Regions from separate parts of the Homo sapiens genome. Here region 1 is linked to region 2. A link is a contact called in ENCODE Hi-C or POLR2A ChIA-PET data. All regions are on one chromosome and are shown on one strand. Each heading gives the region's core, a stretch centred on a gene start or an enhancer-like site at or near the end of the contact. The rest is flanking DNA. Distances are from core to core; before and after follow the strand shown. Region 1 overlaps METTL16 (methyltransferase 16, RNA N6-adenosine). Region 2 overlaps METTL16 (methyltransferase 16, RNA N6-adenosine).

Region 1 (5,164 bases), core at 829-3,328, 41 kb after region 2:
AAAAAAAAAAAAAAAAAAAAAAAAAGTCATTATCTAACATTTATACTACATGCTGCAACCTCCTAGAATAGTCAAGAGTTAAAAATCGGCCGGGCACAGTGGCTCACGCCTGTAATCCCAGCACTTTAGGAGGCCGAGGCAGGCGGATAACCTGAGGTCAGGAGTTTTGAGACCAGCCTGGCCAACACGCTGAAACCCCATTTCTACTAAAAATACAAAAATTAGCCAGGCATGGTGGCGCGTGCCTTTAATCCCAGCTACTTGGGAGACTGAGGCAGGAGAATTGCTTAAACCTAGGAGACGGCGGAGGTTGCGGTGAGCTAAAATCACGCCACTGCACTCCAGCCTGGATGACAGAGCGAGACTCTGTCTCAAAAAAAAAAAAAAGAGTTAAAAATCACCCTATTTAATATCCACTATTATTATTATGTCAAATATGTATTCATTTAATTCTATAACCACTTTATGAGATAGCTACTATCATTCCATTTTACCAATGATAAATCAAAATTTCAAACCAAAGAATCACATTCAAAAGGCCCAGATTATTACCAATTTTTGAGACGGGCTCTTGCTCTGTCACCCAGGCTGGAGTGCAGCGGCATAAACACAGCTCATGGCAGCCTCAACCTCCCAGGCTCAAGCAATTCTTCCACCTTGGCCTACTGGGTAGCTGGGACCACAGGCACGTGCAACCATACCCAGCTAATTTTTAAATTTTTTGTAGAGATGGGGTCTTGCTATGTTGCCCAGGCTGGTCTCAATCTCCTGAGCTCAACTGATCGTCCTACCTCAGCCTCCCAAAGTGCTAGGATTATAGGTATGGGCCACTGTGCCTGGCCTAGGCCCAGATTATTAAATTTATTACCCATCCCAAAATAGGTGGATTATATCCAAATCCAAGCAGTATCCATCATCTGGCAGGGGACACGCTGGTGCTTTGTAGAATACAGATCTCTGGTTCCTAAGAAAAGCCTAAAATCATTGCCATAAAGGGCATCAGTTATAGAACTGGTAACCAATGACAAGAGAGAATCCAAAACATACAAAATTATGGTGTGGAGAATAAATTAAAAAAAAAAAAAATTCAGGGCCAGGGTGTGGTGACTCACACCTGTAATCCCAGCACTTTGTGAGGCCAAGGGGGGCAGATCATTTGAGCTCAAGAGTTCCAGACCAGCCTGGGCAACATGGTGAAACCCTGACTCTAATAAAAATACAAAAATCAGCTGAGTGTGGGGGTACACATTTGAAATCCCAGCAACTAGGGAGGCTGACGTGGGAGAATCACTTGAACTTGGGAGGCAGAGGTTGCAGTGAGACAAGATCACTCCACCTCACTGCAGCCTGGGTGACAGAGCAAGACTCTGACACACACACACATACACACACACTCACACACAATTCAGGCCATGAGGAGTTTGATAAAGTCTGGTAATTTATCTAGAAGGTTAGATGGGTGAGTCCCTTTTTTTTTTTTCTTTTTTGAGATAGGGTCTCACTCTGTCACTCAAGCTGGAGTGCAGTGGTACAATCTCGGCTTACTGTAGCCTCGACCTCCTGGGCTCAAGCGATCCTCCTACCTCAGCCTCCCGAGTAGCTGGGACTAAAGGCATGTGCCACCACATCCAGCTAATTTTTGTATTATTTGTAGGGAAGGGGTGTCGCCATGTGGCCCAGGCTGGTCTTGAACTCCTGGGCTCAAGTGATCCACCAACTCAGCCTCCCAAAGTGTTGGGATTACAGGTGTGAGCCATTGTGCCCGGACTGGGTGAGTCACTTGAGAAAAAAAAGCTATTAAGTAAGCTCAAGCCACAGGCACAAAAAGCCAAAGTAAGGGTGACAAGCACTTGTAAATCCTCATCAACGACAGAAAGGCTCTTCACAGAGTCCAACTGCAGCTTAGAGCTGCAGAGGCTGCAAGGGGTGGTGGAAAGACCACTGGACTAGAATGAGGATATCTGAGTTCTAATTTCCAGTCTGTAAACCAAGAGGTTGGATAACTTTACCTCTCAAGGTCTTTCCAGCTGCAAAATTCCTTAAGATACAAAACAAAACTGTTAACTGCTGCTGAGCATGACAGAGGTGAGACATGAACCTCCCAGGGGAGGCGAGGCATCACAAGCGCCATCCTGAGGTCAGTCCAACACATTTAACTTATTTCACCCCATAATGCTGCAAATTCTGCTTAGTTCCTGTATTTCTTCAGGGACAAGGAGAAAAACATTCTACAGGGATAAGAAACAGATGGTAGGGTTAAGGCACTTGTTTATAATCTCTTATTTTTTAGAGCTTCAAAATACACAATTTTCAGAGCATTCTGAAATGTGAGTCACACGGTTGTATAAACATTATGATGTCAACTATAAAAATATGCATGGGGGCCGGGCGCAGTGGCTCATGCCTTTCATCCCAGCACTTTGGGAGGCCGAGGCAGGCGGATCACCTGAGGTCAGGAGTTCGAGACCAGCCTGACCAACATGGAGAAATCCTGTCTCTACTAAAAATACAAAATTAGCCAGGCATGGTGGCACATGCCTGTAATCCCAGCTACTCTCGAGGCGGAGGCAGGATAATCGCTTGAATCCAGGAAGCGGGGGTTGCAGTGAGCTGAGATCACACCATTGCACTCCAGCCTGGGCAACAAGAGCAAAAACTCCATCTCAGAAAACGTATGTGTATATATGTGTATATATACATGCATGGGGACACGAACTGGTAGTTGTACAAATGTAAGTCATCATGGTAGGATGTGAGTGAAAACAATACTTGCAAGCAACACCCTTTCACAAAACACTGTTCTAGTTTCTTCTCAGTAAAAATCACTTCATTTCTTCCTTTCTTTCATCTAAACTCTCAAACTGCTTGAGTCCTCACAGAGAAGAAAGTTGCACCCTGTTTTAAATAAATCCTAAAGGGCAGTGTTTCCCATATATGAGACCAAGCACAAAATGGCCAGCTCTCCAGAGCTGGGATGGGCTCTTGCATTTTATCCTTCCTAGCAAATTTACACCCTTCATTCAATTTGCAGGCTGCCACAGAGCCAAGTATAAGCAGACTAGGAACATACTGAGTCCATTTCTACCCCTTAGAATGGTGTTCTATTCAAACATATTTTTGTAGTTCAAATGGTACTTTGGAAATAACAGAAATTTACTGTTTAAAAGCCTCCTAAAAACAACCCCATTATTATTGTAGCCTAGTAGAGCCACCTACAGTTCCCCATTTTCCTGGCTGGCTCTAGTTCCCTCAAAAGCCATAATGAGGGTTGGGCGCGGTGGCTCACGCCTGTAATCCCAGCACTTTGGGAGGCCAAGGCGGGTGGATCACCTGAGGTCGGGAGTTCAAGACCAGCCTGACCAACACGGAGAAACCCCATCTCTACTAAAAATACAAAATTAGCTTGGTGTGGTGGCACATGCCTGTAATCCCAGCTACTCGGGAGGCTGAGGCAGGAGAATCACTTGAACCTGGGAGGCAGAGGTTGCAGTGAGCCAAGATCACGCCATTGCACTCCAGCCTAGGCAGTAAGAGGGAAACTCAGTCTCAAAAAAAAAAAAAAAAAAAGTCATCATGAAATGGTCACATGACTTGGTTAACTCTTTTCTGTGAATTTCAGTGCTGTTACCTTCTTTAAGTTTATTTTACTTTCTCAGACTTTTCTCAATGCTCAGTATAATTTTAGTCTATTTCTTCTTCAAGATAGTCTAATGTGTCTAAATAAGTCAATCTAGACTGGGTGCGGTGGCTCGCACCTGTAATCCTAACACGTTGGGAGGCTGAGACAGGAGAATCACCTGAGGTCAAGACTTCGAGACCAGCCTGGCCAACATGGTGAAACCCCAACACTACTAAAAAAAATACAAAAACTTAGCCAGGCGTGGTGGCGCGTGCCTGTAGTCCCAACTACTCAGGAAGTTGAGGCATGAGAATTGTTTGAAACTGGGAAGCAGACAGAGGCTGCAGTGAGCCAACATCACCCTAGTGCATGCACTCCAGCCTGGGTGACAGAGTGAGACTCTGTCTCAAAAAAACAAAAAACAAACAAACAAACAAAAACAGGATATTTGATGATTTTGGAATTGGTCTTTAATAAAATAAGCAGCTTTCCACCTTTGGGAGATAGGAAAGATTTATAGAATAAGAATATACAAAGATTGAAAAGGTAGTAGTAGCTCCTGTAGCCTGCAAAGACCCTGTTTCTGAGGATGTTTTCATTTCTGAGGATGTTCTCCTGTCTTTTTTTTTTTTTTTTTTCAGATGGAGTCTCACTCTGTCACCCAGGCTGGAGTGCAGTGGCACAATCTTGGTTCACTGCAACCTCTGCCTCCCAGGTTCAAGCAGTTCTCCTGCCTCAGCCTCCCGAGTAGCTGGGATTACAGGCGCCTGCCACCACACCCAGCTAATTTTTTGTATTTTTTACTAGAGACGGGGTTTCACCATGTTGGTGAGGCTGGTCTCCAACTCCTGACCTCAGGTGATCCACCCGCTTTGGTCTCCCAGAGTGCTGGGATTACAGGTGTGAGCCACCGTGCCCAGCCTTCTCATGTCTTTAAGTGATTTTGTTTCCTATAATCATCTATACTACATAGACAGAAAAGAGGACAATACCGTATAGGAAAAAAATCTTCCCTATCCAGGAATTCCACTTCTAGGTCTACATCCAAAGAAATGAAAGCAGGGTCTCCAGGAGATATTTATATACCCACATTCACACAGCATTATTCACAATAGCCAAAGGGTACAAGCAACCTAAGTATCTTCCATCAATAGATGAACGGATAAACGAAATGTGGCATATCAGCCTTAAAAAGGAAGAAAATTCTGAAATATGCTGCATCATGGAAGAACCTTGAAAACATGACGAAAAGTGAAAAAAGCCAGTCATAAAAGGACAAATACTGTATGATTCCATTTGTATGAAGTGCCTAGAGTAGTCAAGTTCATAGAGACAGACAGCAGAATGATGGTTGCCAGGGGCTCAGGAAGGAGAGAATAGGAGGGATTTAACGAGTACAGAGTTACAGTTACAAAACATGAAGAGTTCTGGAGACTGCTTGTGCAACAGTGAGAATGTACTTCACATTACTAAACTATACTCTAAAATTTTAGATGGCGATACGGTTTGGATTTGTGTCCCCGCCCAAATCTCATGTCAAACTGT
Region 2 (5,360 bases), core at 149-2,648:
TAAAACTCTAAGGTCATTAGCTTGACATCTATAAAATCTCCTCCATGACATGAAGCCTTAAACCTAGGGACAGAAACACACTGAGACACAGAAACACCTTCTGTGCTTCAATACACAGAGCATTCTCTGGAAATCCCTACGACACAGGCTTAAAGGCCAGTGCTGTGCCTGAAAGACATTTTGAACAGGCAAGGAGTGTAAGCTAATACACTACTGTTACAACATGGACAAATACTTGTAAGATGTTAAATGAACAAAGGACCAGAATACAAAACTGAATACGCAGCATGAGGACAACCAAAGTTAAACCCACACACTCACACACCCCGTCTACAGAGAGACTAGAAAGGAACACGCCAATGCCAAGAGTGGTTATGTTACAGAAGGTTGGGACTCGGGGTGATTTTGTTGTTTTGACTTTCATTTTTCCAAATCTTTAATGAGCATGTGCCACTCTTTCATAATGAAACAAGCAAACAATAAGTACTTACTACTTACTGAATGAATAGTTGCCACTTAAACAATTATCCTAAAATTATACCAAGGAAACTAGGTTTGGGCCCAGCAAATGACTCAAATGTAATATTCACTCGAGGTAAGGACAGTGGGGTGGTGTGGGCTGGCACAGCAGAAAATTTCTAGACCAGGGGAATCCACGGTCCTGAATTGAGTCTTGGCTCTGTGTGACCCTGGGTATTGTTTTTTGCAGCCTGACACATGAATGCTTGGACTAGAATAATGATTCTTAATCCTTAGTGGGTTATTGACCCCTTTGTCTGTGTCTGAGGGTTCTGGGAACCCTCTCTCCAGGAAAAAAAATACACACACACACACACACACACACACATGCTCACAGAGCTTTTAGAAGTAACTCTAGGAGGTACATGGACTCTCTGGAGGTCCACGGACCAGGTTAAGAACACTGGTCAGAGGCTGGGAGTAGTGGCTCACGGCTGTAATCCCAGCACTTTGGGAGGCCAAGGTGGGCGGATCACCCGAGATCATGAGTTCGAGATTAGCCTGGCCAACATGGTGAAATCCCATCTCTACCAAAAACACAAAATTAGCCAGGCGTGGTGGCGCGTGCCTGTAATCCCAGCTACTTGGGAGGCTGAGGCAGGAGAATCGCTTGAACCCGGGAGGCGGGGGTTGCAGTGAGCTAAGATCGCACCACGGCACTCCAGCCTAGACAACAAGAGTAAAACTCCACCTCATAACAAACAATCAATCAAAAAGCCACTGGTCAGTATGCTGCCTTCTCCAGCTCCAGCTCCACAGCCAAGTTAAGGCACAGCAGTTCCGCTTCCTGTGTCTCTGCCGAGGGCCTGATCTAGCTGCTGCCAAGACATGCCAAGGTCACCAGCTTCCCGTCCTGACCAACAGCCACCTCTCAGAAGGCTGGCTTAACTACTCAGCCCCAGTCTTCTTAGCAGATGGCAAGGAGCTCTGGCCAAGATTTTAGTCTAAACAGAACCCTAGGCTGCTGATGCAACATCAAGCACAGCAAAAGGTCACCCCTTTCCGGGGGGACGGCTACTGAACCCTGGCATTCCAATTAGAAACGTGTTTCAAGGACACAGTTACTCCGGCCTCAGAACTCTCCAATGTGAGTAGGTAAGTACAGGGGGGATTACAAGTGAAGCCACAAAAAAACAGTATTTGATCAGCAACAAAATATCTGAGACTTTCTTAAGCTACCTACGGCACATACTATTTTGTTCTATTTCTCATTTCTATCATCAGCCGCTCACTCAGCTAACCCCAGGATTCAAATAGGACCGCTGGTTTTTAATTTGTGAATATTCTTATTTAAAAACAAAACAAGCTCTACTTCAGATGTCCAAACAAAAATCACACAGTAGTAAAACTGCTACAAAATGGTACTGTCAACAGGCTGGAGGTGGGGGTATGGGTGCCTTCTGTGTGCCTCAGTCACACCGGGGAGTTTTGCTTACCTAATTCTGCTTCTGAAATAAGCAACATCAAAACAGCCAGGTGTCAGGAATGTGCCATTTACCGGGTGGTCCCCAGACTCTGCTGCTCCTTCCCAGCATTACTAAGGTTTCTCTCCCAGATTCCCCACCACCCACCATACAGCTCCCTTTGTGGGATTGATGCAAGGTAGGCCCCATCTTGAAGAGTGACCTAGAACAGGGTACCAGGGCCTCCAGCTGGAGGCAGAGAGAGCCACCCCTCCTCAAGAAACACCCTTGGGTGACAGAGACAGCATGATATTCTAGGCAGTGCTGCCCAGCCCAGACTCCACAAACAACCCTTCTGACCTTGCAGAGGCAGTCCAGAGCTGAGGGGCCAGCTTGAGCCAGCTTGCAATCCCTCGGGAGTTTACTGAGGGCTTTCTGTTGTTACTGATGACCACAATTCCTCCTTGTAAATGACCACACTACGACTCCCTGTAACTCAAAAAGCGGGAAGGAGGCGGGGGGAGGTGGGGGACAGATTCATAGGTTTTTGTTTTCGAAGATAATTCCACATCGTGCTACTAATGGGCCGCTGGTAGGATTCCTCTTGCCACCCCACAGGCCACTCCAAAGCAAGTTACTATCAACACGTTTCCAACTGTGCAGGAGGTTTCTAGTTAACTGCAACAAGCCTGAAAATTTGGTTACGTATGTAGGTGCAAAGCTGGTTCATCAGATCCCTGTTCTGGCCCTCAACCCAGTGCATCTCCACTAAGGCATCGTCCACCTCCTTCTTAACGTTTATCAAACACTTAAACAGGTACTGTCCGGCCACTCCTGGGAGACGTTTCCCCCTTTCAGCCACTGGGCTGCCGAACTGCTCAGAAGCCTCTTGGTCCTGGGCTCCGTTGCTAGAGCCTTGACAACTTTCCAAAACCTCCACCCCTCCCTTTTCCTCACTCCTTTCATCCTCCGTGGGTTCCGGGTTTTCCTCCTGGGACAGGGACTCCTGGCTCGGGCACGGGCCCTCCACAGCGGCAGCCTCGCCTTCCCGCAGAGCAGGCCCACAGGGGGTCCTCTCCTGGGGGCCCCTGGCCAGTTCTTGGCTATTGCCAGACTCTTTGGGGGTGGGCTTTTTCTCTTCCAAGGCCTGAATGACGTCCTCAGGAGCTCGGGGAACTTCTCTCAGCTGTCTCACACGCTCTCTTTTCTTTCTCCTTAAATGAATCCAGGAGTTTTCTATGGCCGTTAGGAAAAGGCTGACTTCCTCTTTTCCACAGGGAACTCGTTTATGCTGGACCTGTTTGGAGGAAAAACAGAATTTTGTGGGAAATCACGTTTCCCCTCTCTCCAAACTCTCAATAAAAAAAAAAAGAAAAAAGAAAAAAGAGAAGGATCATTATGAGTACTTCGTCAATATGGTTAAGCAGGTACCTTCAAATCAGTGAGAATTTTTTCAATCCATGTCGTGACAACGACTATGCCTTCCGCCGTCTCCGAGCGCAGAGGTGATGCTTTGAGGGATAATTCCTTCATCACGGACGCCAGCACCACGAATGTTATGGGTTTTCTCGGTTTCTCTAATTTTCTTCGCTTACTTGGTGGTGACTGCAAGAAAAAGGAAGCATAGAAAAGAGAAGAAAGTTATCCGAATAATTAAACCTCATGCATTGTAATGAACTCAGAGAAAATTTCCACAACTTCTGCTACCAATCATAGAGCACTGAAAACACAAAGGGTTTTGTGTGTGTTATGTCCAGCACTTAAAACAACCCTGCAAGGTGCAGTCATTCACGCCTATAATCCCAGCACTTTGGGGGGCCATGGCAGGAGCATCACTTGAGCCCAGGAGTTTGAGATCAGCCCCAGCAACATAGTAAGACCTCCATCTCTAAAAAAACGTTTAAAACTAGTCAGCCACAATGGTGTATGCCTGTGGTCCCGGCTACTCTGAAAGCAGAGGAGGGAGGATCATTTGAGCCCAAGACTTCCAGGCTGCAGGGAGCTCTGATTGCGCCACCGCAATCTAGCCCAGGAAACGGGGTGAGACCCTGTCTCTTAAGAAAAAAAAAATTTTTAATTAAAAAAATAAGAACCCCACAAGATAGTTTAGGCATCTCCAGGAAAACGAAGATACAGAAAGGCTATGTCACACAGCTCAAGGTCACACAGTAACTGCAGTTAGGACTGAACGCCGAACCCACGTTCTTTCCAGCCGCACCGCACTGCCTTTGTTCTGGCTATCAGATGTAACTCCTCCAACTGCTAAACGTCCTTCGTGTACCTGTGGTACCCAAAGCAGACCTGCACAATTATTTATTTCATGACAACTCGAGGACCCTGGGGGCACTGTGTTCTTGGCTGGAAAGAACTGCAGGGCAGAAACATCATCAACTTGTAGTTTGAGTTTATATTGGCTGAGGCTTGAGATAAAGCAGCCGGTGAACCACAGCCATGAGATGACATGCGAGGAAGGATCAGGGCCACTAAGATCACGTGGGCAGAGGAGGAGGACTCCTGAATCGTGGCTGATGTCGGGACCAAGCCGGCGGCGAGCTAAGCACTGCCTTTTAGCTGGGGAGGGTGACACCGGCGCTGATGAGAAGACTGGATTTCAAAGCTGGTTCCAAGAAAATCACGACTGGCATCTTCCATTCTATCTCAAGCTGGGAAGGTGAATTATACCCTACCCACTAGAGGGACTCAAGTTCCACTTTAAAAACCAATGGCACCTGCCGGGCGCGGTGGCTCATGCTTGTAATCCTAGCACTCTGGGAGGCCGAAGCAGGCAGATCACTTGAGGTCAGGAGTTCAAGACCATCCTGGCCCACATGGTGAAACCCCGTCTCTACCAAAAATACAAAAATTAGCTGGGCATGGGGGCACGCACCTATAATCCCAGCTACTCGGGAGGCTGAGGCAGAAGAATTGCTTGAACCCAGGAGCCAAAGGTTGCAGTGAGCCAAAGGTTGCAGTGAGCCGAGATTGTGCCACTGCACTCCAGTCTGGGCCTGGGCAACAAGAGTGAAACTCCGTTTTAGAAAAAAAAAAAAACAAAACCAATGCCACCACTGTATTGAAAATTTATTTATTCATTTATTTATTTTTGAGATGGAATCTCACTCTGTCACTGGAGTGCAATGGCGCCATCTCGGCTCACTGCAACCTCCACCTCCGGTTTCAAGCGATTCTCCTGCCTCAGCCTCCCAAGTACCTGGGACTACGTCACCAAGCCCAGCCAATTTTTGTATTTTTAGTAGAGACGGGGTTTCACCATGTTGGCCAGGATGGTCTCGATCTCTTGACCTCGTGATCCACCCACCTCGGCCTCTCAAAGTGCTGGGATTACAAGTGTGAGCCACCGTGTCCAGCCTGAGAATTTCTTTCTTTAAAGTAGAAACTTTAGGCTGGGTGTGGTGGCTTATGCCTGTAATCCCAGCA

Evidence for each region. Hi-C counts contacts between places; a loop is a spot of excess contacts on that map. ChIA-PET counts read pairs that join two places held with the same protein, here RNA polymerase II (POLR2A). Pooled maps may share reads with other maps.
Region 1: a map of IMR-90 shows a loop between it and region 2 (4-fold over the local background). The contact joins two enhancer-like sites. A Hi-C loop is called at or near these places in 1 of 168 maps with a recorded cell type or tissue (IMR-90) and 2 of 50 pooled maps. POLR2A ChIA-PET finds 5 or more read pairs at or near these places in 6 of 52 experiments (A549, AG04449, AG04450 and 3 more).

Annotation. Positions count from the first base shown.
Region 1 is chr17:2,457,338-2,462,501 of GRCh38, forward strand. The region is part of intron 6 of METTL16 (methyltransferase 16, RNA N6-adenosine); the gene reads right to left. Among named protein-coding and RNA genes, the nearest start is that of METTL16, 52 kb to the right of the region's middle. Within about 2 kb of position 2,079, at least 7 of the 41 ENCODE cell types and tissues checked have a DNase peak (open chromatin) inside an H3K27ac peak, as active enhancers do.
Region 2 is chr17:2,417,378-2,422,737 of GRCh38, forward strand. METTL16 (methyltransferase 16, RNA N6-adenosine) reads right to left here. Exons shown (of 10, transcript NM_024086.4): 9 at 3,354-3,527; 10 at 1-3,219. The coding sequence ends at 2,593. Among named protein-coding and RNA genes, the nearest start is that of MNT, 19 kb to the left of the region's middle. Within about 2 kb of position 1,399, at least 8 of the 41 ENCODE cell types and tissues checked have a DNase peak (open chromatin) inside an H3K27ac peak, as active enhancers do.